Regions from separate parts of the Mus musculus genome. Here all the other regions are linked to region 3. Evidence: chromatin loops called from intact Hi-C (ENCODE). Cell type or tissue: heart. All regions are shown on one strand.

Region 1 (8,000 bases), 170 kb after region 3:
TTTGATATTTGCCAAGTGCACATATAACAGAAGGTAGCCATATATTTTCTATGTCTGGTGCTGACTATAATAATTAAGTATATAGCAAAAAATGCCTGCTAGCCAGAAATGCCACTGTTAATTAAGCTCTCAAATCTTAAGACCTTGAGTTGAGTTAGGATTAAAGAGAGTTGAATGTTAAAAAAAAAAAAAAGTTAATACTACGTTTGAAATCAGGAGAAATGACACTGTATTACAGCTAATCTAATAATAGAGGATCAGCCTGAAACGCTCCAAAAACCTAACAGCATTTCTTTTTTTTTTTTTTTAACTAGAAAAATAAGGATTATTTGTCAATGCTACTTTTGACAAGTAAACAATGATAACGTGCAGTGAAAAGGAAAAACAAACCAAAATCTGCGAGGCTCACAGATTTGTCTTTAGGGCACTATTTGAAAAACTCCCAGGTTTCATAGCAGAGGTGCCTGTGTTGTTGTGTTTGTGAGCCAAGAGGTCATTAAAATGTGCATCACACCACAGATGCCTTTCAGTGGAAGCTGATGTCCTAATCTTGGCCTCTGCTTGGAATGAATTATGCTATTCACAATTGTTTCATCAAAGGCTTCCTCTTGGCCTGCCAGCAGCCTAGCAAAGTAACCTACCCCGTCTTAAAGGGAAGGAACAGTCAAGCTGAACCAGAGAGATGGGGAGAGGGAGTCAGAGCCCACAGCGTCCTGAGAAGCCTTTTGTGGTCATTTTTAAAAGCTCACAATATTGGTTCTCCAAGAGAGTATGAAGATAGAACTTTAATATAAAGTGTTTCTAAATCTTTTTTGTTTGTTTTTTGTTTTTTGTTTGTTTTGTTTTCAAGATGAGGTTTCTCTGTGTAGCTCTGGATGTCCTAGAACTCACTCTGTAGACCAGGCTGGCTTTGAACTCAGAGATTCACTTGCCTCTGCCTCCCAAGTGCCAGGACTAAAGGCGTTCAGCACCACACCTGGCCAAGTAGGCTGAGTCTTTCTTCCTTCCTTCCTTCCTTTCTTTCTTTCTTTCTTCCTTCCTTCCTTCCTTCCTTCCTTCCTTTCTTTCTTTCTTTCTTTCTTTCAAAGATTTATTTATTTATTTAATTATTTATTTATTTAATTCCATGTATATGAGTACACTGTAGCTGTACAGATGGTTGTGAGCCCTCACGTGGTTGCTGGGAACTAAACACTCACTGTAGCTGTCTTCAGATGCACCAGAAGGTGGCATCAGATCCCACTATGGGCAGTTGTGAGCCATCATGTGGTTGCTGGGATTTGAACTCAGGACCTTCAGAAGAGCAGTCAGTGCTCTTACCCGCTGAGCCATCTCCCCAGCCCAGGCTGAGTATTTCTAAATATTAAGGTAAAGACAACACTTAAAGTGTTCTTCAGAGACCAAATCTCATTATACTGGAAACATGTTAATAAAATCCACCTTTCCTTTCTGCTTTAAACATTTTAATTTAAAATTTTTACCTGTATAAGTATTTTGCCTGAACACACACACACACACACACACACACACACACACACACACACACACACACCAGGCAGGCCTAGTGTCCCTAGAGGTCTTTGCTAGTCATCTTTGGGCTTTGCTGATGCTGGTCTTCAATGACAAGGCTGTGTGGTATTGGTTCACATTGCCTGTCTTTGCTGATCATCATTTGTGGTGACTTTGTAGAGAGAAACGCCATCAAAGAATTTCTGGTCTTCCAGTGGCTTCTTGCTAATTCCAAAGACTTGGGCTGATTGACAGGGCCTCGAGCTTTCCTCTAGAGAGAACTGCCTTTGCTGATTCATGAATGGTGTTTGCAAGTGGATCAAGCTACCGATGCGGATTCATATGAACTGAACTGCTGATATTCTGACAACGCAGTTTGGATTTGCTACAAAGAACTCTTTCTAAACAGGTCCGCATTCACCTTTGCCCTATTAACCTTTCCTTTCCACTGCCTCTGGCGAGTGGTGGGCGAGAAGGGAGGATAAAGCATTGAAGAGCACTTATTAAAGTAGGTTTTGAAAAATATAAGCCCACACCTTACTTTTATTTTAAACAGTCTTTACCGGGACTTTGCTCAAATGGAGACGCTCAAATTCAGGTTAAAAGATTTAACAAAAGAGATGTGAATACTTCTTAATTAGAAAGACAAACCATTAACTTTGCCATTTCATAGTCCTAATGGATGTGAAAGGGACAGAAAAGGAAAAGGACATCAGAGAATTCAAACAGAGAGAGTTTGTAGGACAAAGAGTAAGTGAGAGACAAACACCACTTAATTGCCATTTGGCAGCAGGCAAATGTCACTTAGCACAAAGCTAACTCAGTGCTTTGTGTGAAGCTTGACAAACCTGCTAGATTAATTTAACCTTTCATTTTAAAACTGTGGTCTTTTTATTTTTAATTATAATGTTCTTTATTCTTGAGAATTTCAAACATGTATACAATGAAAAATGATCCTCTGCACCCTATTTCCTTCCTCAGAATCTACACACAGCCCCTCAATGTGTCCTCCCTCGAACATCATCTTTTACAAAACTCATACCAGGAGTGATGGAGGAGCAGGAAAATAAAGCTGAATGCAGAAAGTGATGGAGACAGAGAGCCACAACAGGAACACATTTAAATATCAAGGCCACTGTGTTTCCCATTGTCCTCAGAAACTTAAACAAGTAAACTACTGGGGTGGTTTCTATGTGGATGGAAGCCTCACACACATGCTCCCACCAGTGCAAAAGAAGAAAGAAGGGAGAAAGTTTTTTCCACATCTGGCACAAGACAAAAATCCACCACCTCCATAGTCAAGGTGAAATGCACATTTGCCTGGCTTTTGTTTCGCACTATTAACGACAGAAAATTCCATGGCTGCACAAAACAAAATGGCCAATTTAACATTTTTCAAGTGAATGTGGCAAGCATGTAACGCACCTAATCACATGGGTAGATGAACATATGTATGCAGATGCTTAAGCATGTGTGTGTCTCTCTCTCTCTCTCTCTCTCTCTCTCTCTCTCTCTCTCTGTGTGTGTGTGTGTGTGTGTGTGTGTGTGTGTGTGTGTGTGTGTGTGTGTGTGCGCGCGCGCGCGCGCCTATGGGGAGGCTTGAATTTAACATGTGCCTCCCTTAATCTCTTTCACTTTATTTGTCGAGGCGGTCAGGCACACTCCGCCCCCTGCTGCTAGCTACATTTTCACTTGGGGCTTCCTTACAGGGGCATTTGGAAGGATTAGCACAAGCTCCTGCCAGTAGCGCCCTTAGCAATTGCTTTTGCAATAGTCTCCAATCCCCACATTCCCTTGAAAGCTGGTCTTTGCCTTCATCATCTGTCTCACACTTTCCTAAAAACCTTTCTACAAGTTCACTGACAAGCTCACTCACGGTTCTAAGCCACCTCCTGCTGTTTTCAAAACTTTTCCCCACTTGTGATGACACACACCACCTACCTGTTGCTTCTCTGAAGGAAGTTTTGATGGTGGAAGTCTCTACTAGCCTGCTGGACTCCTAGCTTGATCTTTCCTTTTAACTCTACTATTTTAGTCTTAACGATTATTCCTCATCTGGAAATAAAGGCAGCATTAAAGATATCATCCGAGGAAACTTCAAAAGGAAACAAGTCTTCCCATGCTGGTATCCCAAAGCAAGAGCGTCGGGAAGGGCAGGTTGTCTTCCTAGGAAAGAGCGCCCCCACGAGTTCAGTGCTTCTTACTACAACCGACTGCTCCCTCCCTCAGCCAGAAAGGAAGTTCTGGAGACCCACAGGAGGCTCCTTGGAACCCCAACAATGGCGTCGTCCCTGCATCTAAACTTTAGAATCTGAGGGTGGCAACACCAGCTTCACAAGAACAAAGTGGTCTTCCCTTCACCCTCAGTGGAGTTCTCTGGGAAGCTCCCAGGGGCCAGGGAGCGAGCTCTACAGTACCTAAGAAGGGGGATAATGTGAAGACTGTCTCACCACGAGAACTCTGACGCAAGAACTCTTCAAGGGCAGAGGAAGATTGCCAACTCTTGAGCCAAGATACATACTGTGTCCAACTTGCATCGTGGCAGTCATTGAGATTGAGGCCTGTGTTCCTGAAAGCCTCGTCTCTGACACCAGCTGCCAAAGTGCCTGAGACCCGTTCAACCCAGAAGTGGATACAAGGCATCTTCAATCCCCAAGGCAAGTAACATGATTTGAGTTTTTCTGGAAACCTGAGGTCGTTTTCCAGGATGTTGTATGAGTGGAGCATCTCCAAAGAGGTCTGGGATCCAATTATAGTCTAGTATGGCTAGCTCAGCTCTTCCTGAAGGGTGGAGAGATGCTGCGCAGGTGCCTGTACCCATGCCTGGATGGGCAGACTGGGTTGTTGGGTCACACGGTGAGTTAGGAGTAGCAGGAGGTTCAGTGGTGCCTCAGGCTGCTGAAGTCCTCGTAGCAAGTAGGAACTGTGCCAGAAGAGCCAAGACAAAACCTTAGATCGAGTGCAGACTGTGCCCTGGTGCCCAGGGTTTACAGAGACAGACCAGGAAGCTGCTGCTGTAGGAATACCGGGTGGCATCTGTACTGGGAATGGCTAGCATTTGAGAAATGTCAGCAACCAAAACATTGCCAGTGGGCCAAATGCTGCAAAGTCTCATAGTGCAAAAGCTTAATTTTATGTTGTAGAGATTTCAGCAAGAAGCAAGAAAAACATTTAGAAGGATTAAAAGTCACAAAAAGAGAAAAGAAAGGAAAAGAAAAGAGAAAAAAAGAAGAAGAAAAATGGAAGAGACCAAACCTGTGTATACAGTGCATTTAGGGATTCAGTGGGAGGTGCCACTTTGTACCCCCGCCCCCCCCAACTACACAAATAGGGTAGGGGACTGAAAGCTAAAGACAGTCATTAGAGGCAGGGCTAGGATATGAACCCTAATGGGTTCTATTGTAAGTCTGCATTGCCTCCAATTTAAAGCTCCACGCTCAGCGTCTCTCTTGACTCTGTGGAGCCTCAGGCATGGACAATTTAGGTCCTACCCTCAGCTTATAAACCAGGAAGTCCAAATAGAATTTCTTAGAAGGGCATGTGCTCAGAATAGAAGTCTCCTTCGCTGCTCGGTTGACATTCAGCCTTATCTGTTCAAAAAAAAAAAAAAAAAAAAAAAAAAAAAAGGAAAAGAAAAAAAAAGAAGAAAGTAAAAGAAAAGAAAAAAGAAAAGACCCATTTGGGGTCAAAACCAGAAAAATATCAAATAGGCCTAACCCTTTTAGTATCACAGATAAATCTTAAGGATTTTTTATATAGAAAAGTGAACCTCAAAAATTGGCTTTGTAACTTCACTAGAGATGTGGAATCTGCCTGGAGTTAGGGGGCATGACAACCTGAAACTATGAACTGTGAGTTCAGAAATCAGCAGAGTGGAGGGTGGGGCTGCGCTCAGCATCAAGAAAGCACAGGACCTTTGCACTCTCTCTGCTATGCTTAGAAACCCCACACTCCCCCAAGGGAGCTTATCCCCACACTAATTAACAACTCCAGGCCATTAGAAACTCAGGCCAGAAGGAATTTATCACCTCCCCGGAGGCAGGGAAGCCTGGTTGGCCAGCTTCTTCCAGATGGATTCTGTCCAATCTGGAAGGAGTTTGCCTGGAAGCTTCTGCTCTGGAAAGTGAGGCTGAGGGCCAGACTGCAAGGGCTGAGGACAGACAGGCCCTAAAGCCCATCCTCAGCCCACATCTCTGTGAAAATCCTCCATTCCACTGAACACACACAAGGACACAGATGTGTTGGTAAATTGCAGAGATGCTGTGTGGGTTATCTTCATCTGCCCAGGCTCACTTCAGTCAGACCCTCCCCTGATGCATAAGTCACCAAAGGAGGCTGCTTGGTCACAGAGGAGAGATCTGGAGGGTGTGTGCCCCAAAACTAGCAATACTCACTGAAGACTAAACTAGAACTGCATCTTGCTAAAAGGTCACCACAATCTTGTACTGGTCTGCCACTGTGGGAACAGTGCTGCTCTGTCTGCTAACCTGTCTGATAACCTCTCCATTTCTGTCTTTGTTGCCAAGAGAGGTTATGTAAGGATGTTACATAAGTCTTCTCCTTTATTTGGGCCAGCCACTGGAAAGCAGGCCCTGTGTGGGCAACATATACAGCATTGCAATGCCCTGAGATTCCCCACTGAACTAGATTGTATTTGGAGAATCAGCCTCTGCCTGTCATTCTATCTCTGTGAATTGGGGGGGGGGGCTCCTAGTTTAGTACCCACACAGCTTCTTATTGTGGACACTGCTGTCAGTTTGAACTTGGAACAGGGTGGTCACATGGTAAGAGTGAGGAAGGGGCCTGAGGAAGGGATGCTAGGGCTCTTGCATGGGATGTTTAGTGCACAAGGAGGGATAGAGGTCTCTGTTGCCTCTAGCTCCGTGCCCTCAGAACATCATGACCTCCCAGAAGGTAACTGTGGAGGTCAAGATAAAAGTGGACTCCTATTAATTGTCCATCCCATAATCGTCTGAACAGGATAAGTATGGAATGGGGGTAGGACCCCCAATACCAAAACTCTAGAGCCTTAATATCCTTGTAAACCTACTTTCTAAAAATACATTATTTTTATGCATATGAGTGCTTTACCAGTTTGTATGTCTGCGCACCACGTGCATGAAGTGCCCATGAAGGCCAGAAGAGCCAACACTCTTAATTACTGGGCCACCTTTCCAGCACTCCACCCCAAACCTACTTTTATGTGGCTTATGTCTCCACTGTAGGAAGTCTCGGGACTTCTGGACACCCTGATGGTAACCAGAGCCCATGCCCTCACTCCTGCATACATAGAAGTCCTACATCCCTATCTGAGTGCTTCTATTCTTGGCTGCATGATATTCTTCTCTTCTTTTGGGGTGCCAGGGTTCCTCATCTTGCCTTACATCTGCATCTCTATGTAGGTTTTCTTGGGTTCCCAGTGGTCCTTTACTTCTGTTGGGGTGCTTATGTTATTGAATTAATGGTGGCTTACATTCTGCCTTAGGTACAAACAACATTGAATTATGATGGTAGGTCTCTTGGGAGCCTGGTGCTCCCACCCTTTCTCCCTGAGGACCTCCATCCATCCGGGAGCATGTACACTCTTGCTACCAGAATCCTCTCTACCAGGTCACTAGGAATGCTGTTGTCAGGGGCCATCAGTATCTGTAGAGTATCAGCTACCTGGGATCACAGTGGCTTGAATCTCCAGCAACCTGGGGTCTTTGGGACTGAACCTCTTCAAGATGACAAAGAACTGACCCTTAACAGCAAAGGCACACTTCCTATTCTCAGGAAATACAAGTGAACTTTAGACTAATCAGCTAAATATCACTGACACTGGGATGCTGGGGCAGAGGGAACTAGGAAGCTTCGGGTGTCTCGGGACGGCATTTGGTTGCAGGAAGCTCATCCTGTGCTTAGAATGGCAGGAAAGTCCACAGTCCAACTCACCTTCAAGTCTTCCCAAGGTTTAGAGTTCTGGGCTTTGAGAAGCCCCAAGGGAGCACTGTGCACATAAAGACACAGAGGGCAGGGAAAGCCCAGAAGCTCCTGCGCTGCTGCTTGACTGGGTTTCAGTCTTGTTTTGTTTCCCCTAATGAATTTTAATGCCCTTTAAGGCAAAGCGCTCGTGAATCCTGGGCAAGAGATGGTATAACATGAAGAAGCCATGAAGAGGGATGGCAGCCTTCCACAGGAGTAAGATCTATCATGGAGCTTGCTTCTCCATGTTAGTCTTGTGGGGATCACAAAGCGAACAGACAAAAGCTCTCTCCTCTGTCACATACACACACAAACACACTCATCAAATATGACGACTTGCACTAGAATGGTCCCCAGTTGGTGGAACTTTTTTTTTTTTTTTTTACATTCACATCAAATATCTGAAATCATTAACCCAGTCCACATTTTAAACTGGGCTGTGTGCAGACAGGAGTGGGGATGGTGTGCAGTGCTCCACCACTGAGCAACCCTTAGAGCTCACAGAGGTACCCTTTGTCCAGGTCTGG
Region 2 (8,000 bases), 420 kb after region 3:
AATTTCTAGCCCAGACCACTTCTCTAATTTTTAAAACCAAATTCAATCTATCACCCACCCAGACAATTCATCACCTGCTCAAAGCCACCACAGATGCGGTCCATCTCAAAATCAGCACAAGCATTTACTCACTAACCTAATACCTGGACACTACCCTCCACATCCAATCCACTATGAAGTACCACGATTTTGCTTTCTAAAAGTTAATGTTATTTTGGGATGGGTGGTGTATGCCAAGTTATTCTAATCTCAGAGCAAGGCTATTTTGTTTTGGCCTCAAAGCAGGCTAGGTTTCAAAGCAAAGGCCCTGCCTCCTTCAGAAAGATCTAGCTTAACAGGCCCTGGCTGCAGCCTGTCTCAGAACATACTGAAATCACTGTCTCCACTCTTTAATGAGCGCACTAGACCATCAGAAATTTGACCCCCTGTGACTCATACCTTCAACTGCACAGTCATAAGAAAACAAAAAGAGAAAGAAAAGAAATGCACAAGGAGTCGCACCAGACAAGACCTAAGCAACCAGAGAGCAGCACCATGACACTTGAACAGTGCCAGAAAAGCTCCCCACTAAAGAACCTAAACTTTCTATTTCTGCCCTTTTGGCTTGTGAATTCATTCACAGCACCATGTCACCAGCCCATCAACCCTGTTTCTGGCATGACAAACATCTCGAAACAACCTATTTCTCCTATTCCCATCAATTTCCCCATTCTATGTAAACCAAGCTGGCCTGGAACTCCAGACCCACCTGCCTTTGCCTATGAATCGGAGGTTCCCAACCTATGGGCCTCTACCCCTTGGGGGTTGCATATCCTGCATTTACTTTAGGATTTATGACAGTAGCAAAATTACAGCTATGAAGTGATTTTATGGTTCAGGGTCACCACAACATGAGATAGAAAAGAGTCGCATTAGGAAGGTTGGGAACCATTGCTCTAAATGCTGGAATTAAAAAGTATACGACACCACACCCTGCTCACTTCCTTGTTCTAAAACCCTTTTTGCCTGACAGCATTGCCCGGGTCCTCTAATTACTGTCCTTCACTTAGTCAGGCTGCTCGAATCCCCCTTGCTAGCACAGCTAGCTACACTATTAATTTTCTTGCTGGAATACAAATCTGATCACAAACTTCTTTATTGACTTCCCAAAACTCCAGAGATAAAGCCTCAAAATGCCTGGCATAACACATAAAGCCTTATAGTCCAGACTCAACTCGATGGCCTTCTTTTTCTTGAAAATGTCATGCTTTAAATGATGTGGTCCAGCAGTAAGTACAATGTTTGCCTAGCTTGCTTAAAGGCCCGGGTTCAATCCTAACCCTATAAAATAAAAAATAAAAAACAAATGTAAAATGTGAAAAAGTCACACTCTTGCTAACCAACAGTGCCTTGTTTTATCTATGCTTTGTTTAACCCCTTGTTTACTAGCCTTGCAGTCTTCAAGGTAACTCCCCAACCTCACTGACAAGTCCAGGTTACCTATTTCATGCATTCATTTTTTTTATGCATGCATTTTTGTATATAGCAGTTTTACTTATGAGATCATGTGAATTTTATCTGCCTCCCTCTTTAGAATGGGAACACTAGGAAGGCAGCAGTTTAGTTCACCATGATTTCCTTAGTATCAAGTACAAGGTAAACACTTAAAGTATAAGCTGAATGAATTTAATACCACCTAGCAAGCAAACATCATGTATTGCTTTTTGACAATCACAGTCCATACTATCACTGTGATAATGAAATTGTTCTGCAATTGCTTTGTCCAACGTGACAGCCACTAAGCAGGTCTATTAAGCACTTGAGAAGTGTACAGGATCACTGAATTCCTAATTTTATTCATTCCCCTTCCCCAATACTAGGGCTTGAAAACTCAAGTCCTTGCACACACTAGGCAAGACCTCTCTACCACTTAAATACACCACCAGCCTTTCTAGTGTTACTTAAAACTAATTCGTATGTAAAGAACCACACGTGACCATACTGACCAACAACGCAGTTCCTGATAGTTAAAAAGCATTAATAGCACGGTTAGTTTCAAAATGATCTTGGTAGGACCTCTGTAAACTTGGCTCTTCCTCTATTTGGTCCTAACTTGGTGCTTTCTAATTTTCCAGACCAGAGCTGCCTCACAAGCTTTCTTTCATTCCAAGTTCCTGCCACTGGCTAGGAACCTATTAATTGCTACAAGTGCAAAGACACACAATGGGCGGGAAGACACACAAAAGCTCACGCAGAATACTTAACCAACAATAATTCCTAGTGGGGGGGGGGGGGTGAGGGGGGGATGTTTCTTGCACTTCAATAAAACTAAGGTGTTAAATGCTAAACGTCTCTCCACCAGTTAGCTATTCCCTAGACTCCCTCCCCAGCTCCCACCTCCTGCCAAAGAAGCCTTTCTAACTGCTCGCTCTGGGAGTACCGGCTCCCAGCGCCATCTGTCTTATCTGCCCTACTTTAAAAACAAAAACAAACAAACAAAACAAAACGAAAAAAAAAAAAAAACGGATCCACTGAGAGGCGCAGGAAACACGGAGCTGTCAATGTCAGGAAGAACCTAAGACTACAAAGAACCTGCCAGCCCCACAAGCAAGGTGTACAGTCCATAAGCAAGGCGACCCGCAGCGCGTAGGTCCCGATATCCTGGACCCAGTTCAGTAGCTCAAGCATCTCTACAGTCGCTTGGCCTCAGCCCCGCTCCTCCCCACAGCCCAGCTCCGGGCTACAGAGCCGCTTCTCACCTCAGTCTTGCCCAGATGCTCCACTGGGGTGTACCGGAGCCGCGGGGACAGAGGCGGAGGCGGAGGCGGAGGCGTGGGAGGGGGCAGAGAGAAAGCACTGCCAGGACGGTCGGGGTGAGCCTGCAGCCAGGCTTTAGCCAGCTCGTCCTCCTCTTCGTCCGAGCTCTCCTGCCGCTGGGACTCGTAGTTAAAATCCAAGTCGGGCCCCGCCTCTTCGAACTCTTCCAGTCTCCCACTCTCCTCAGAGGTCAGGGCCTCCTCGGTCGCCGCCGCCGAGGCGTTCTCCACCTCTTTCTTCCCCTCCTCTTCCTCGCCCTCCTCCTCCTCTTCTTCCTCCTCCTCCTCCAGCTCGTCAGGCCACGGCAGGTCCTCAGGCTCCATGTTGGCCTCGCGCTCCAGGCGCCTTTGGAAGAGGAGGAGAGGGGGAGGGGCGAGGAAGGGAGGGGAAGCGAGTTGACTGGCGGTTGCGGCTGCGCGCAGGCGCACCTGCCCTCACTGCCTCACGCGGGGCGGAGCTGAGAACCAGCCCGCGCGTTGCTAGGGACGCCCCGCGGGGAGCGCGGGAAAGCCGCAGAAGAGCGTCACTAGACCTCGCTCACAGTACCGTATGCTCACAATAAACCTAGTCCGGGCTTTGGGGACGCTAGGGGTCCTGCACAAAGTCACCCATGATTTTTTATCTCTTGCCCTAGAATAAACCAATAATAGTCACGTTCGCAAGTTACAAATTTTAAGGTTAGTGCCAGTCTACCTAGCAGTAGTGAATCTAATGGGATGAGTGAATAGTTAAGAGAGAGAGGGAGAGAGAGAGAGAGAGAGAGAGAGAGAGAGAGAGAGAGAGAGAGGGAAGAGAGGAGAGATAGTTGGGATCTGACTAAACCACAAGCAACTGTGTGAGAAGCGCCTATAAAACGAGGTTAAGAAACCAACCCCGGCCTGGAGAGATGGCTCACGGATTCAATTCCTGAGTTCAATTCCCAGCAACCACATGGTGGCTCACAACCATCTGTAATGGAGTCTGGTGCCCTCTTCTGGTGTCTCTGAAGAGAGCAATGGGAGTGTACTCATGCATAAAATAAAAGAAGGTGGTGGCGCACGCCTTTAATCCCAGCACTTGGGAGGCAGAGGCAGGCGAATTTCTGAGTTCTAAGACAGCCAGAGCTACACAAAGAAACCCTGTCTTGAAAAAAAACCCAGAAATATTAATAAATAAATAAATAATAAAATAAATAAATCTTTTTTTTAAAAAACGAAAAGAAAGAAACCACACACACACACCCTCAGGGCTGAAGAGATGGCTCCACCAGTAAGGCATCTACACCACAAACTGGAGTTTGATTCCCAGAACTCACATAAAAGTGGAAGGCAAGAACTAACTCCCCTAAATTGTCTTTACTGAGTGCACACACAATAGTATAAAGGTAGCTGGATCAGGTAGTACACGCCTTTATTCTCAGCACTTGAGACGAAAAGGCAGGTAGATCTCTGAGTTCAAAGCCAGCCTGGCCTACATAGGGAGTTTCAAGACACCCAGGGTGACATAGACAGACTGCCACAAAAAAAAAAAAAAAAAAAAAGTCTTTAAAAGAGGGCAGGCAGCATGGCTTAGCAGGTAAAAGCACATGACCCTCCATCCTGCCCAACAGGCTTCCAGTAGCAACGCTGTACCTCTTAAACCAACTGTGAAACGAATCATTTCTAATTCAAACCATCACAGAGAGACATTTGTCCATGTCTCCCCAGAAGAAGCCACAACACTGTGCCTAGTGTCTGGAACAGCCTCTGGCATTTAAGGAGCTGCTCAGCGAACACTGTCAAGAGAGAGCAACAGAGTACAGATTGAACTGACAGGCCAGGAGATAACAAATAGAATACTGGAGTCCTGGCTTCCCCTGGGATTCCTAGAGCTGTCTGCCTACTGGAGAACTCTTGACTTCCTCTCCCAGCTAGCAACTAGGGGTCCTCAGACAAGCAAAGAGTGAAGGGCACCTCCAGGTGTTTGTGTGGGAGGAGAGAGGCTCACTGTAACTTTCAGTTGACACCAGGTGGCAAACCCTCATGTAGGATGAATCATTGCCACCAATGGCTAAAGAAATCCATTAACAGCTTCAAAAAATGATTATACGTAGCATATATAGAAAAATGTATATGTATATAAGTGTGTGTATATCTGTGTGATTGGGGAAATAGATGGGCAGATAAATACATACAAAAAATATGATAAAGGACCAGAAAATTTAGGAAAACATAAAAGAAATATATAATAAACCAGTGAAGGGAAAATTAAGTATTCATTAAATTTCCATTTGCTCTCATTTCTGTCACTGTGATTAAATACCTAACAAAAAGGGTTTATTTTAGCTCACAGTCACGCGCTATTTGCAGTCCATCACAACTGGAAAACCGAGACAGCAGGTCACACCACATCCACAGCCAAGAATAGAGGAATTAACACATGTGTGCCTGCTTGCTTGTGAGAGACTGATTGTCTTAAACTGACTTGTGTTGGAAGGTCCCGCTCACTGTCTGTGCCTTTACTCCTTAGGCAGAGGGTCCAGAACTAGAAAAAGGAGAAAAACTGAACTGAGAACAATCAAGAAACATGCGTATATTCCTTTCTCTCTGCGCATGGCTGTGGGTGTGATGTGACTCACTGTGTTAAACACCAGAACTTTCCCACCCTGCTGGTCTGTGCCCTCAGACTGTGAGCCACAATAAGCCGTTCCTCCTTTAAGTTGCTCTTTGTCAGGATGTTTCATCCCAGCAACAGAAAAGTAACTGAGGCCAAGTCTCACTGAGCATGATGATCAATTCCAGATAGCCCACATTTTCAAGACCTTTTGTTTGGAACCCACTCTCAGGTATCCATATCTATTCCAGCAGGTTTGGGGTTTTTTTTGTTGTTGTTGTTTGTTTGTTTGTTTTGTTTTTGTTTTTGTTTTTTCCAGTTATAAGTACTAGAAGTGACTAATCTGGTCAGCTTGCTTGCTTGCTTGCTTGCTTGCCGTAGGATCTCACTCTGTTGCCCAGGTTGTCTTGGAACTTTGTAGCTGATTTCGAACCTGTTGGGATGATCCTTTCTTAACTTCTCTAGTACTAGAACGATAGGCATCAGCCACCATGCTTAGCTTCCTCTACTCATTTTAACTGAAAAGGAAATGCATTGGAAAGAAGCAATCTAGCTCACACACCTGGCAAAGCAGAACCTCCCAGATAAGTCACAGTCTTGAAAAATGGAACGAAGTGCTGTTTGAAGACATCAGCATAGTGCAACTAAACCACGTTGTATGAAACAGGATGAAATCACAAGAAGCATGAAGCTGCATGACTCAAAACAGACAATTACATAGCCACAATTTATAATCATAATGTAAGGAGCAACACAATAACCCAACACTCCTCACTTTTGCAACTGGACACAAACCTTAGCATATCGCTTTCACCCTTTTCATATCTACTTCATGTCTCAGCCTATATCACAGGGTCTTTGATCCATTAGGTGACTCCAAACTATTTCTGAGAGAATCTTACCTACATAAGGTGACTGTCATCTTCCATTACATGATATTGCTAGACAGGTCATTCTAACAGAACGCCCCCAGAAAATCACCTGTGTTCCAGATATATTCCTTGTAAAACACTTTTTTCAGATTCATTTATTAATGTGTAGGAATGTTTCTCTGCATCTATGTATGTGCACCACGTGTGTGCCTGGTACCTGAGGAGGCTAAAGGAGGCTATGGAATCCCTTAGAACTGGAGTTACAGGTAGTATGAGCCACCATCTGGGGCCCAGGACCACTGCAAAAACAAGTACTCTTAACCCATAAGCAATCTCTCTCCAGATATAGTCTCTCCTTACTCCACATTGTCATACTCTCTCTAGTTCCCTTGGTAATCCGAATCCATTTGCTTGACCAATTAGAAAGCCCCTTTCTGACTTATTAAGCCAAGTGCATGAAAAGTAAACCATCAAGCATCAACTTCCCGTTCATATGAGCTCTTGTTACATCCTTGTTGAAAACTAATTCTATCAATCCAGAGTCCCAGAGACAGAAATGTGACAAAATTCAAAGTTTTACATTGAAAATTCACAACTGCTTTTACTCATTTGGTTCCCAGGTCTATGAATTCTGACTGTGGAAGAAATTTCACTATTCCTGAGATGGTAACATTTCAGAAGTGAGAAGGTACCCACTTCCCTTCCCCTGACTTCCCTGGTTATCTCACATTTGGCTTAATAACAGTCTGAACAGCCTGAAAGTTGACACCGGAAGCTCACGGTGAGGAAGGTCATAAAAAGACCTGCAATTTTTTTTTTTTTCGAGACAAGGTTTCTCTGTGTAGCCCTGACTGTCCTGGAACTCACTCTGTAGACCAGGCTGGCCTCGAACTCAGAAATCCGCCTGCCTCTGCCTCCCAAGTGCTGGAATTAAAGCCGTGTGCCACCACCGCCCGAAAAGACCTGCAATTTCTATAAGTTTCTTCTTTCTTAGACAAAGTGAGAGAAGGTGTTATACAGAGATATACATGTGAAAGATAATAAGGAATTTGGATAAAAATTACATGGTTATGGAAGCTGAAAAGACCCACAACAGGCTGGAGACTCAGGGATCTTGGTCCAAGGAATCTTACATATAACTTTAAATCTGAGGCATAAGGACTCAAGAATCTGATGCAATCCCAAAACTGAGATTCAAGAGCAAGACGTAAAGAATCTGGACTTCACAAACTGCGTGGTGGTGGTGGCACATGCCTTTAATCCCAGCATGCAGGAGGCAATAGATCTCTGAGTTCAAGGCCAGCCTGGTCTATAGAGTGAATTCCAGGATCACCATCACTACATAGAAAAAACCCTGTCTCGAAAAACAAACAACAAAAACAAACAAAGAATCTGGGCTTCACAAAAGACAGAGTTCTACCCAGGGCCCCAGCTGATTGGATGATGCCAGCCTACACAGAGAAAAGATCTATCTCACACTGTTCACAAACCCACATGGTATTGTCTAGAAAGACTCCCTTAAACTCAGGTGGCGCATGACTTTAATCCAACACTTTGAAGCAGAGGTAGGCAGATCTCTAAGAGTTCAAAGCCAGTCTGTTTTCTACATAGGAAGTTCTAAGCCAACCAGGTCTACATAGACTGTCTCAGAAAACAAACAAAAACTCCCTTTAGTTTATAACTGTAGTAGCAAAGGGAATTACTACAGTACTTCCATTAAGCTCTTTCTGCCACAATAGACAATTTTAAGGTCAGGGAGCA
Region 3 (8,000 bases):
TTTCTAGCCATTGAGAGACCTTGTCTCAGAAATTGGAAGGTGCCTGAAAAATATCATCCAAGTTTGTCTTCTGACCTCCACAGCTATGTGCTAGGCACACATGCACCCGAGCCCACAACAGTGCACACCTCCAAACAGTAATGGGCACAACTGCTGGGGCACACGGAGGAGTGAGGCGAGAAGCAGCTGGGAAGTAGACTCTGCAGCCCTCAGCCTCATGCTGCAGAGTGAATCCACAAGCATCCCTCTGGGGCGTGGACCCTCCTACCTCCCAACTGCAGCCCAGCCTCCTCACCCCTCTCTCTGGCACTAGTGCCCTTTGAGCTGTGGTAAGAGGCTCCCAGGGCAGCAGTGGAGCCCTTGACAACTATTCTGTGCAAGTCTAATGACCTGGGATCAGTTCTTGAGCCCATATTAAGCTGGATGAAGAGAGCCAACTCCAAACATGCCCTCTGACCTGAAAACAGGCTCCTGTTAGTCTGCATGCACATGAGCACATGTACGTGACCCATAGACATCTACACGTAAAGGCACACATGAACGTGAACACACACAGGCACACATTCATGAATGCTCATACCTACAAGTACATGCTCACACTCATAAAGATCCTTACCTGCATACACACTTATATAGTCACACCCAAATGCAGAAAGCTCCTGTAAGTGCGAAGGTGTGTATACACACTCATTTAAACAGGCATTTCTGTAATAGTATGACCAGTTCCTCCAGTGTATACCCTTTTGCTGGAGAAACTACCCCTTGTCCCCAGGAGACCAGGTCTGGGTGTCACTTCATGATGACTGTGGGATCTATGGTTTCTTCTTTGTCTTGGATTCCCATCACAATGTGTGTGATCCCAAAACCTGTCCACTTATGGTCTCACTTTCAGAAATCTCTGGATGAGAATGCTGGGGAACCCAGAATACCAACAGCACAAACCATGTGGTGTTCGGTGTTACAGCCGGCTCTTGCTACCAAGCGATCCGTGTCACAGACATGCAGGGCAGACACTCGAGAGTGGGTACTCATTTCCCCCAGTTGGCTAGAGAACCTCTGCTTCCTCAGATGGCTGCAGTCAGTCTGTGAAGAACTTTATCCCTCTGCTTCCTCTAAATCCTCTAAATCAACCATTGAAGAAGTAGCCAGAGAGACCAGAGCCCTGGCCATGTGTTGTGAGCAATAAGGAGTCCTTTATGGCTACCTGCACCTTCTACCCAGTGTCCTATGGCTTCTGGCAGCTACAGTGATAATTTGTAGCTCCATGCTACTTTAGAATATGAGCACCCTATATCTCTAGCTTTGATCTAAACAGAACATCAATATCACTGCTGTTCAAAGCTCAGTGAAGCTGAAGCAGGAGAATCATCAAATATCTGAGACCAGCCTGCCTTATATAGAAATCTTACCCACCCCCAAAACAGCCATGACTAAGTGTCTGCTCAGAAATGCCAACACACAACCAGGCTGTGGTGGCTCGTGCCTTTAATCCCAGCACTTGGGAGGCAGAGGCAGGCAGATTTCTGAGTTTGAGGCCAGCCTGGTCTACAGAGTGAGTTCAAGGTCAGCCTGGTCTACACAGAGAAACCCTGTCTCAAAAAAAAAAAAAAAAGAGAAAGAGAGAGAGAGAGAGAGAGAGAGAGAGAGAGAGAGAGAGAGAGATGCCAACACACTGCAGGCCTCAGGGAGTACGAGTGCCACTTACTAAGCTAACAGGCAAATGCGCCTGAGAGGTTCTTTGCGCTTGTTGATGGAGAAGCACCAGCGCCTCAGAAGGTGTCTCCCCTCCTCCCTAGAATTGGCTTTGTTTGAAACAGGGTCTCACTATGTAATTCAAGCAGGCTAAAAGTAATGATAGCATTAATGCCTCTCTTCCCCGCTATCAGGATGTGAGGCAGCATACCCAGCAAGTGTTTGGGTTTTCATCTTCGGGATGAGTTACCTAATTGCCTTGGGCCTCAATGAAAAGTGTGCACATAGACAAAGTTCATCCCAAAACTAAGAAGCAAGGCCTATGGCTGTGCCCCAGGACAATAAACAATAGCAAGAACAGAAGTGGCTTCCTGTGTGCCACTTCCTTCCTCAGGCCCTCCGCCTGCTACCCCAGGGTCTGCAGGGCCCACAGAATTAGTGCCATTGTGCTTTGTCTGGTGTGAGGCTGGAACAGCTGAAGGCTGAGGGGAAATCCCATGTGCACTTGGAGAAGATTCCCACGAGTCGCACTGTCTTGCTGTGTTGGGGTAGCCAGGCACATCCAACTTCCACCAGAACTCCAGACGCTTCAGCTCTCCTTCCGGGAGTTGTTGTCAGTCCCCCAGTGCTGCCTCAAGCCTGAGCACACCTAGCAAGACCTGTGCACAGAAACATTCCCAGAGCCCTGGACTTAGGGGTTTCTATTTTTCTTGGGGTTTTTTTATTTAGAAGGCTATTTTATGTGTGTGTTTGTAGGTATGTGCATTCCTGGTGACAGCTGAGGTCCCCAGAGAGAGTTAGATCCCCGGGAACTAGGGAGCACTGAGCAGTGTGAGCCACCGTGTGGGTTCCGAGATTTGAACTCTGATCCTCACGGGTAAGCCCAATTCACGGTTGAGCACGGAGCCTTCCTTAGAGCCCACACACTGTCTTCAAAGTAAGTGGTGCTCTGGAGAGCACCGCAAACCAGAAGGGTTTCTTTTCCTCTCATCTGTTTATCTGGGAGAATGGACAGTGATGACCTTGAATGCTCATCCCAGTCCTGTACCAACAGAGCAACCTCTCCTAACACTCTGCACCTGCCAACAGCGTGGTGAGAGGCAGCAGGGGAGGGGGGGGTGTGTCTCCTGGGTCAGCTTTCATGTGAAGAGAGATCGCCTCTGTCCTCACTTAGGCCAGACCAGCCAGCAGCAGGGGAGAGCATGATAGGGAAGGACAGAATGGGAGAAGTGGAAAAAAGAGGGTTTCTGGGCAAGGGCAGGGCTGGAATGGGAGCATGCGCAGAGAGGACACTTACAGATGGACTTCCGGTACTCATGTACTGGAGCTATCCACAGGGCCAGTGGTAAGAACATGGCACACTGTAGTGATGCGTTGGTCACCAGGATGGCTCCCATGTAAGATACATTTGTTGAGTGTTGACTGTGGAGACGGGTGAGAGCTCACCTTTCTCAGGCAGGAATGACTGGGGCAACGCTTGCCAACCCTGGCTGCCCTTGAGGGTCCCATCAGGAATCATTCTCTACCCAAGGAGTTCATTGATGTCATGTTAGTCGCACAAGTCTAGACGACCTTGGAACAGCAGCTCAGTTCATAAAGCAAAGTTCAGTGTTGGCTTCAACTTCACTCGACGTCCTAGGTGTGGCCCTGGGAGAGTCAGCATGTGACCTTAGAAGGGTGGATGTCTAGGCAACTGAACCCTGACGCTGGATGCAATCTGGAACTCTGAAAAGGCATAAAGGCCCAGAGGGAAACAAACTGCCTCGTAAATATGTAAATCCATAGATTAGTGCTGCTTTCCCTGTTGGTCAAAGAGGCTTCTTTTGCATGGGGAGTGGTTAATGTATAGACTCCTTACTCTTCAAAAGGTTGAGAATGAGTATTGAGTGATAAGCCCCAAATGAGATATCTATATCAGACACACACGCACACGCATACGCACATGCACACAACTTACTGCTCAGGAGGTATAAAATGGCACAGAAACAATGTGAGAGATGGAGGCTGGGGAGGAGTGCTGTGGCAGCCTCTCTTCTAGACAGGTAAAGACCATTGCACTCATGAAACCCAGCCACTGCAGTTACTTCCACGAAAGCTCCACAAGGTGGAGCCCTTCAGCAGTCCAGCATGCAGGGAGCTATTGATTGTTTGGGAGACAGGAATCATTTTTCTTTAGGGGTGTAGAGAATGGGAAGTTGCCTAGGCTCTAATAGAATCCCACAAGCATGCACAAACAAGAAATCCCAATTAAACTCACTGGGATGTTCAAACACAGAAAATGAGGCCGGCAACGTGGCTTTATGGGACAAGACCCTTGCCACACAAGCCAGACAAGCAGAGTTTAATTCAGGGATCCCACAGGGTGGGAGAAGAGAACTGGATTCCTGCAAGTTATCTTGAACTCCACAGAGCCTCTGGCATACAGGCGCACATGCATGCGCACATGCATATACATACTCAGAGAGACAGAGTAGATAAATGTACATTTAAATAAGACTTGACAGAAGGAGAGTGTTTAGGATAGAGGTTTTGCGAAGACTTGGAGGAGCATGGGAGAGGGCATTGAGGAGTAAACATAATCAAGAATAGTTATAGACAACGTCAAGGATGAGGTTTAAACTTTGTAACAGTAGTAATTAAAAGTCTTTAATCCCAGCTCTTAGGAGGCAGGAGCAAGAGAATCTTGGTAAGTTCCAGGCTAGCCTGTGCTACCTAGCTGCTTCACACTGAGATCCAGTCACAACCAAAAACAAGAAAGACAGAAAGGGGGGAAATGAGATAGAGGAGAAATAAGTGAGCAGCTAGGACAAGGCTGCCCTCCAGCACCTCGCTAATCTTCACTGTCAATCACACCTCAGTTAACGTGTCTATGACGCCTGATCAGAGAGCAGACCCAGGAGCAGGACACACCAGTCAACTTTTATTGTAGAATTAAATAGCATTGTTAAGAAACTGCAAATCTGTTTCAAAATACACTTAGATAAGTAGAACATGAGTTTCTGTGAGCTTTATGGAGAATGACTGTGTTCTGGGTAGTGTCACTTCTCAGCAAGGCCATCATTAGCAGAAGCAGCAAAGAGACTGTGCACCCACTCACAGTTCCTAGTGAGCTTTGCATTGTAATCTGCCGCTGACAATGAATTTGTCGTGTCATCCCTTTGCAGGACACCCATTTTATTGCTGGACAGAAGCAAGCACTACCTTCTGCAGTAAGGTCATTACAGCTTCAAAGCAATTCCAGACTTCCAGGAAACATGTTCAGGCAAGCAGACCCTCCCTAGGCCAGACAGACTCATAGTGTACTGTGCTGTGATTGGTGGTCATAGTGCTCAGTCAGGATGATTGGCCATCAGGACAACATGGTTGCAGGACTGGACAATCTGAAGGGCTGACGTGGAGTACAAGGAGGGGAGGAGGGCTGCCTCATGCTCTTTCACATGAGACAACCCTGATGCAGTCCACAGAGCTACAGTCATCTCCTCTTGTTTCACATAGCTTGTGAGGTAGCCCACTTTGATCGGGAAATCCTATCATACCTGTGATACTCTGGAGCTTCAGTAGCCAGTGATCATCAAAGTGCAAAGATCCAAACAGCATCCTGGAAGATTCTCCTGGGAGCCCGGCAGAGCATCCCCATCAACAGGATCCAGTTTCCATGGTGTTGGGTACCACATAGCCTGCTGACAAGCATCTCACAAAGCAGACACCATGCTGTCTGCACCAGGAACTTCCGTTTCTACCTGAAATTGCATCTGGGCTTACAGTCAAGCAAAAAGTAACGAAGCTCACCTGAGTCAGAAACTTCACTTGGCATGTTTATCAGTTGGGTTCAAGTTCTGTGCCTCACTTTTTAAACTTTGTCTCTCACAGAAAATTGACAGTGTCCTCACAAACCTTACAACCTGTCCTCAGGCATCCTGAGGTAGGCAAGGCTGGCCAGCAGTGGGTGCACAGGGCTCTTAGGTCCATACTGGTTCCCAGCTAGAAAATCCCATCTTAACCTGTTAGCAAATATACCACCTAACAAAATCAACTTCCAGTTGCTATGAACTCCTAATATACTGTTCTACTCTGAAATAAGGTTCATTAATAGAGACATATCAGTGTCTTCCTCTAGACTCTGTGAATGGGCACATATGCCATTCACACACACCAGAGAACATACATGACACAGATGTAACATATGTGACATAGGTTGAACATATACATAGATATCTACACCATCCTACATATATACATATACAAAACTCAAATATACACAGAATCTACACACACACACACACACACACACACACACACACACACACACACACTGATGAAAGTGTGTGGGATTCAGCTAGTCACAAATCTGTGACAGTCACCATGCTGCTCAGGGAGGTGACATGGCTGCAGTCCTGCAACAAGAACAAAGGAAATATGGGTAAGGCATGGAAAACTCCTTTTTGAAAGAACACATACTTTACATAGTATACTAAAAGAGAGACTCATGTGACCCAGGCTAGACCACATAACCTAGGTAGCCCAGGAGGATCCTGAACTCATTCTCCTGCCACTGGCTACCAGTGCTGGGTTATGGGCAAGCACCAGGACAGATTTTAGGAGTGCTAGGAACTGACCCAGGGCCTTGGGCTTGAAACAGGAGCATTCTCCCAAACGAGCCACGTCCCCACACATCAGCCTCTGGCGTAAGAAACTCACTGAAGGCCGATAGCTCTCAGCCTATAGGTGAGATCAGGATGTCATCAGCAGCCATGGGAATGGATCTGGGACCCACCACTCCCACCCAATTCTCCTCATGGTCTTAGTCAGTGTCTCCCCATTATCATTGCACATACTTTCCAGAGTCACTTGTGATACAGTAACTGGTCCTGTGAAAAGGGACCAGTAACTTCACTGCAGTGTTGGAGTCATCTGGTGAAAGTGACCTTACAGTCCTTGAGGGGATGCCCACATTTGACAGGCAAAGTTGTAAGGATTTAGCCATCTGACACAGAATGGCTAGGTAGCCTTGACTGTCCTTAAACTGGTGATCCTCCTGCAGCAACTCCCAAGTGTTGGCATTACAGATGTGTTTCATCATGGCCAAGTTTGGAAAGTTCCTTACATTGGGAATATTGGCACTGGTATTCCAGGTTATGTGTGTGTATGTGTGTATGTGTGTGTCAGACTCTCTATTTCAACATCGTGGTACCTAAAACATTATTATAATCCAAACCAGAGCTAGGTGTTTTGAACAGCTTTGTTGGAAAGGTCTTCCCCACGTGCAGCTGAGACCCTTATTTGCATTTGATGCCTGAGGCTGCACAATGGGGCTGGAGAGACACAGTGTGTAACAGCATCCATTGCTCTTTAGGGGAAGCAGGCGCTGCACAGTCGCTTGACTCCAGATCCAGGGCATCTGATCATCTCTTCTAACCACAACAGGCACTGAACCCATGTGCACAAATCCACACACACATAGAAATAAGGTGAAATCATCTGATTTTAAAAGACTACACAATGAAGTTACAGAAATAAACAAAAATAATGAATTATATAAATGTTTTACAGAAGAAAGCAGAGATATTATTAGGTCTCACTTTATTGTTAGGATCAGCAATATGATGCACAGTATAAATATACACACATTTATTATGATACATATAAAATATCATTTCTTTGATGTATTATGTTCATTGGCTTGAGTATACTGAAATTGGATCTCTGGAATGAATTTATCTTCAGCATATGGAATTACTGTTTTGTCAAATCCATTTGATAGTGTTCTGTGATCAATTTTTATTTTCAGTCCATCAAAAAAGTCTGAATTTTCTTGGGTCATTTTAGGATGAGCATGTCCTCAAATTAACTTTGTGTGTTCTGGAAGACTTGATGTAAAAGATCCATTTGGGTTTTTCCATTACTGATAGACTCGAGCCATATTTGCATATTATATTGTGCCTCTTTCTTCTTGGGGCCACGTACTGTTTTCTATATTTTTCAAAGAGCTATTCCATGAATTAATGTCAATTTGGAATGTGCCTAATTTGTGTTTACAGTCTCTTCAATTTAAGCAAACTTTGTTCGGTTCACATATGCCTCTTACATTTCTAATTAGTAATATATATTGATCAGTTCTTCATTATGGTTGAGTTTTCATGATTATAAACACATGTGGATTGAAATATGACTGTCACTCAAAGTTTAACTAATAGCCACCTGCCCATTCATTCACTCATTTTTAAGAAAATAATTCTTGAGTTTTCCTTCAGCTTATGCAATGAACATTATCATGAGTGGCTGTGAGGTACTTTCAGAAATTACACACT

Evidence for each region. A loop is a pair of places that touch in the nucleus more often than their neighbours do. Peaks named below come from ENCODE experiments on the same cell type or tissue, not always from the same donor. Only the 100,000 strongest peaks of a DNase experiment are listed, where the experiment ranks them.
Region 1: a loop joins it to region 3, with 7 times the contacts of the local background. A loop is called at or near these places in 20 of 42 quality-filtered maps.
Region 2: a loop joins it to region 3, with 2.9 times the contacts of the local background. A loop is called at or near these places in 5 of 42 quality-filtered maps.

Annotation. Positions count from the first base shown.
Region 1 is chr6:85,832,723-85,840,722 of GRCm38, reverse strand. It overlaps a transcript of Nat8 not described here. Among named protein-coding and RNA genes, the nearest start is that of Nat8, 4.4 kb to the right of the region's middle. In heart, a CTCF peak has its summit at 3,700; DNase peaks (open chromatin) are centred at 3,202 and 5,822; H3K4me3 peaks cover 344 bases.
Region 2 is chr6:85,582,765-85,590,764 of GRCm38, reverse strand. It overlaps Alms1 (ALMS1, centrosome and basal body associated), which reads right to left and starts at 3,234. Exons shown (of 23, transcript NM_145223.2): 1 at 2,739-3,234. The coding sequence starts at 3,119. In heart, a CTCF peak has its summit at 3,771 (motif pointing left); a DNase peak (open chromatin) is centred at 3,174; H3K4me3 peaks cover 2,314 bases; H3K27ac peaks cover 1,317 bases.
Region 3 is chr6:86,005,946-86,013,945 of GRCm38, reverse strand. It overlaps Gm33319 (a long non-coding RNA gene), which reads left to right and starts at 6,037. Exons shown (of 5, transcript XR_003956459.1): 1 at 6,037-8,000. 4930553P18Rik (RIKEN cDNA 4930553P18 gene) reads right to left here. Exons shown (of 2, transcript NR_155305.1): 2 at 4,593-6,086. In heart, a CTCF peak has its summit at 3,788 (motif pointing right); no DNase peak of the experiment used is centred here; H3K27ac peaks cover 245 bases.